Linked DNA regions of Homo sapiens: region 2 is linked to region 1. A link is a contact called in ENCODE Hi-C data. All regions are on one chromosome and are shown on one strand. The core of a region is the stretch at or near the end of the contact, and the rest is flanking DNA. Distances in the headings are between cores, read along the strand shown.

Region 1 (2,700 bases), core at 9-2,508:
CTGCCCCGCTGTCTTCCCCCAGCTATAAAAGGCTGTTACCAAATTTAAGAGATAATGAAGAATCACTATATTCTGCACATGTCTTCATCAGCTTAAGTATGTTCGTTTAATAAATTAAAACACGGGCTGGGCACGGTGGCTCATGCCTGTCATCCCAGCACTTTGGGAGGCGGAGGGTCGATTACTTGAGATCAGGAGTTTGAGACCAGCCTGGCCAACATGGTGAAACCCTGTCTCTACTAAAAATACAAAAAAATTAGCTGGGCGTGGTGGAGCACCTGTAATCCCAGCTACTTGGGAGGCTGAGGTGGGAGAATTGCTGGAACCTGGGAGGCAGAGGTTGCAGTAAGCCGAGATCGCACCACTGCACTCCAGCCTGGGCAACAGAATGAGACCCTATCTCAAAAAAACATAATTAATTAAAACATGAATAAAGGTAAAAGCAAACTCTTAAATCCGTACACCTGAGAGTGTAGTACAGAGGCTTGAGCCTGATACGCTCCCATCAAAACTGAAGACTAGAACGTGGATGATAAAACATGATCATTGAATAGCTTAAAGCAGACCATTTAGATCCGGGTTTCCCAGCCTCAGCTATACTGACACCTTAGGCCAGATAATTCTCTGCGGCGGGGGCTGCTGTGCACATTGTAGGATATTTAGCAGCATCTCATGGTGTCTACCCACTAGATGCCAATACTAACCCCTCTGCCCCCACCCCAGATTGTGACAGCCCAAAATGTCTCCTGGGGAGCAAAATTCTCCTCCAACCTCTATTGAGAATCACTGGTGTAGATGATGTAAGAATGTTTTGGAGTACAGTTAGCGAAACTAGGATCAAATGAGTGCGAGTGGGCAGGGAGTCACCAGCAGTGGACCTCACTGAACTGTGTTACTCATTTTGCTAGCTTGAGCTTGGCCCTTGCTAATTGCTCCTACAGAGCTCTGCACACTGCAGGGCACTCAATAAATGCCTCTGAGTGAAGACTGACTCAGCAGTTGGCAATTTATTCACCTTAACGTTGTCTCCACCAGTCCCAGTTTTCTGACCCTTCTAGAGTCATCTTAAAACTAGAGGAGCTGATCTCTCTTTTGGAGAATTTCCAAGGACCATGGCAGTCTCTCATTCACCCTAGGATGTCTGTGAATGTTGTGGACGCTTCAGAAATTCTCTTGACCCAAATCTCGGTCTGACATAAAATCATTTCCAGCCACACTCAAGTGAACAGCGCCTGGGAGCAGGCAGTCATTTGGTTCCCTTCTCTGAATGCATTGGCTCTGATCCACGGCGCCTCAGGAAGTGAAAGGGAGCAGGCAGTGAGGCCAAGCCATGAATGTTGGGCCCTTTTCTTAGAAAACAAAGGGTTCACTTTAGGCTAGGAGGAAACATCCGGGGGTTGGGGGGAGACTCTGACCTTGATCAGAATCAAATAAAAGATGGGATTCAGAGAAAACTGTCTTTCATGCTATGAATAATCATCATTTTGTTGGGCCTTTTATATATTTTCTCTGTCAGAAATTTTACAACAGAAATGATTGACCCTTAAGTTTTTGGAAGGGGTTCTCAAGAAATTTTAGTAGTTTTAATTTTCTTAATCAAGACCTTTTGTTATTTCCTAGGCTATGTGTTGTCATGAGAAGAAATGTCAAAACATGTGATAAAGAGTGGAGAAAATCCATAATTACTCAATATAAGTACAACTGGAAAGTTTCCAAAGAAGATGGTCCAGACATACTAGGAAATGCAAAATGGATGCAACTACTACCACAGACTCCTTAACGGGCCATTGCGTCTCTTAGTAGGGACCACTATTTTAATCTTTCTTTCCAAATACATTGAAAAGCTGAATTCTCTGCAGCAGCGAGCACTCTGTTGGCTTGAATTTGGGGTTACTGGCTTCCTAACTTCCCTTCTGCTATATATATTCTTCACAGCTCCTGATGTAACACGGACTTCTGCAGATTTCCTGTTAACTTAACATCCCTCTCTCCTCTCAGAACTTTCTGCTTCTTAAGGCTCAGCTCCATTGGGCCACTTGAATTGGTCTGATTCCTTTACTCCCTAGGCTGGGAGTACAAGGCTATCTTTGGAAGGGTAATTCTTGACTTTGGCATAGAGTTGTGAAAAGAACGGTTCCCCAATGGCAAAGATGGACCTGCAAACATGAGTGTTGTTTCTTTCAGACAGCCTCTAAGAAAGATGGAAAATTAATTGGGGAAGAGAAACCTGCAGTGGGAATGTGGAAATCTTTGTGGCTCTCATCTGCCTAATATTTTCCATCCCTTAAGATAACCACACTGAGCACTTAAGTAAATGTATAATCTCACCTCATTGTTATCTATCTAGCATCTGTTTAGATAACCACACTGAGCACTTAAGTAAATGTATAATCTCACCTCATTGTTATCTGTCTAGCATCTGTTTTCATCGTAAGATTCTTCTTTGCCATATTTTCTTTATATATTCATCTTTGTTGTTTTCACGTGATTAGTCTAGAAGTCTCCATAGAGTGAGACCAAGGTTTTGCAAGGGAGATAATGAAATTAGTTCATGCCAGGATGGCTCAGAGCAGATGCTAGACATAAATAACAGTTATTGATTAATACAAACTGAAAAATCAATTATATTGCTTTGTATAGTATCTAGCACAGTAAATGACAGTGATCCCCAGAAATAGGCATTTAAGTACTTACTGATAA
Region 2 (2,700 bases), core at 23-2,522, 930 kb after region 1:
CAACATCAGGAAGTTACCCTATGTGCTCTAGAAAGGGGAGGCATAAATAATCCATCCCTTGTTTAGCATATCATCAAGAAATAACCATAAAAATGGGCAACCAGCAGCCCTTGGGGCTGCTCTGTCTACGGAGTAGCTATTCTTTTATTCCTTTCCTGTCTTGTCTTTTTTTTTTTGAGACAGAGTCTGGCTCTGTTACCCAGGCTGGAGTGCAGTGGCATGATCTCAGCTCACTGCAGCCTCCACCTCCTGGGCTCAAGCAATTCTCCTGCCTCAGCCACCTAGTAGCTGGGATTACAGGCGTGCACCACCACACCCGAATATTTTGTATTTTTCTTTTTCTTTTTTTTTTTTTTTAGTAGAGATGGGTTTCACCATGTTGGCCAGGCTGGTCTCGAACTATTGACCTCAGATGATCCGCCCACCTCGGCCTCCCAAAGTGTATTCCTTTACTTTCTTAATAAACTTGCTTTCATTTTAGTCTACAGTCTCACTCTGAATTCTTTCTTGTGTGAGATCCAAGAACGTTCTCTTGGGGTCTAGATGGGGACCCCTTTCCTGTAACAAGTGTACAGTTGGAGGCCATTGAAAAACAACCAAGCCTAAGATGGGACATGATACCATCTTAAGAATATTTGTATTTGTCTCTCTGACACTGTCTGCAGACTAGGGTCACTCAAAGGATGGATGTGGATCTCTTGATTTTCCAACTCTCACTTTCACCAAGCATTTTGACAAGGGTTGGAGGGGTCCTTTAATAAGAGGTATAGGCGAAGGAGGTAGGAACTAGTCTCTTCATCTGGACCAGAGAAGGAACTCTGGTTCTGCAAACAAATGAAAAGCTTAGGAAGGCCTTGTCCTGACAAAATTCACAGGCTTCTAATCCTCTCCCTTCCCCACCTTAAAAACACACAAAATTAAGGAAAAGACAAGAAAGGCGGTAAGATTCTTGAAAGAGCTTTCAAAAATGAGAAAAGAAAAACAAGAGAATAAACAGCACAATGTGTCCTGATATGTTAATATGTTTCCCTTTCGTTTTGCGTTTTTTTTCCCCTTTCCTTCAAAAAAAAAAAAAAAATCTAGGATTTTGTCTCCTCTAAGGAGAAATTAGGAAGGAAAATCTGACATAATCTCCAGAGCTGTAAAACTTCTTTGTATGCCGTCACTTGAGTGCTTTTTCTTACATTCCCTTAAGTAGCCAACCTACCATGTGGCGAGTTTGTGAAGCCAGGAAGGGAGGCAGTAACCCGAGAGGCGCTGCAGGGCGGCTCCCCACGGCGAGGGAGGGCAGGCGGAGCCCCAGCTCCTCCCAGCCGGCTGAGCGCTCGGCCCCTCCTATGGCCGCAGGGGAAAAGGAGGAGAGACCTACATTTAAAAAGGCAGGAACCTACCAACTGCAGAGTGAGAATTCCCATTCGTGAGGTCAAATCGAGGTCAAGAATTTCCTAACCATCTCTGAAAACCCCCTATTTAGGGGGTCAAGTCGGGCTGGCAACGCCCCAAATCATTAACTAAATCTAACTTGATCTTCAAAAACACAGCCTAGGACTGTTTTTCTTTCTTTCTTCTGCCTGAATGTTTCTCAGTGGCATTTCTGTTACTTCCTGTTTGTGACCGGGCTTTCCTTGCCCTACTTCCTTTTTTAGGGGTTTAGGTTGCCTCGACGGCCATTTCCACTTAGATAGATGGAAAAGGGGTGTGTGTGCGTTGGATTGGAAGGGAAACAGCTCACATTTATTTTTATGTTGTAAAAGTCTTTTCTCATGCATTCACATTCTTTCATTTACGTTCTACAGCAACACTATGAGACCAACAATATGATTATGCCCAAATTACAGTTAAAGAAACTCAGGCTCAAAAAGATTAAATAAGATGTCCAAGTTCACGCATCACATAAAGGCGCAAAACCTGGATCTGCGTTCCAAGGGTCTGAAATCCAAAGGGGCTTGGGGATTTCACGAGGTCTGAATCTAAAACTGAAGTTCTTTTCATTTATTGAACCCTTAAGGGAGACCTAACTTTAACTTATTTGGCAAAACTTTATTCAGGGAAGACTTTTATTCAATCTTTATTACAGAGTTTATTCTTCAAATGTAAAGAAAAGACTTAGCTTAGTGCCTTCCCCAGAGCAGTGGGAGAATTATGAAAGATGTACTATTGCTTTTTTTTTTTTTTTTTGGCAACCTCTCTGCTCTGCTGGCTTTCACCCTGGCCATCCCAGGACCGAGCTGGGGCGTTCAAGCTTGCCTCGGAGCCAGGCCTGCACTTCCAGCGTCAGGCAGTAGGGGGAGCAAGTGTGCAAGAGGAGGAAAGCGGCTCCAATTGGGCAGGAAACGTTTGAGACCATGTGTCCTTACCCGGCTCCGGTTGAAAATTTAATTTTTTTGGCTGCCTGAATGCTTAGGACCCATGGCTCCAGGCTTCTCTGCAAAAATTTATGCTTACTGATTTGTAGGGTGGGAAAAACCAGCCTCAGGGAGTTGTAGAAAAAGATTACATGTGTCCCCTGGATCAGAGGAAGTAAAAACCTCCACACGGTTGCTGGGGAAGGATCCAGGCCTCCTGGCCTCTGCCCCTATGTGAGGGGGAGAGGACGCAGAGGCCCGCACTATGGGCCGTCCTGGGTCCAAGCATCCCAGGACCTCCACCTGAAACCTGCCAGAGAAGACAGGATTTTGTACAGTCCCTAGCGAAAGAATT

The links. Hi-C counts contacts between places; a loop is a spot of excess contacts on that map. Pooled maps may share reads with other maps.
Region 2: a loop to region 1 is called in a map with no recorded cell type, with 2.9 times the contacts of the local background. The contact joins two enhancer-like sites. A Hi-C loop is called at or near these places in 2 of 37 single-sample maps with no recorded cell type and 4 of 50 pooled maps.

What each region holds. Positions count from the first base shown.
Region 1 is chr4:37,391,798-37,394,497 of GRCh38, forward strand. The region is part of intron 3 of NWD2 (NACHT and WD repeat domain containing 2); the gene reads left to right. Among named protein-coding and RNA genes, the nearest start is that of PGCKA1, 61 kb to the right of the region's middle. RefSeq lists a silencer at 1,234-1,283. Within about 2 kb of position 1,259, at least 3 of the 41 ENCODE cell types and tissues checked have a DNase peak (open chromatin) inside an H3K27ac peak, as active enhancers do.
Region 2 is chr4:38,317,724-38,320,423 of GRCh38, forward strand. No RefSeq gene overlaps it. Among named protein-coding and RNA genes, the nearest start is that of LINC02513, 48 kb to the right of the region's middle. RefSeq lists enhancers at 206-706, 707-1,207. Within about 2 kb of position 1,273, at least 38 of the 41 ENCODE cell types and tissues checked have a DNase peak (open chromatin) inside an H3K27ac peak, as active enhancers do.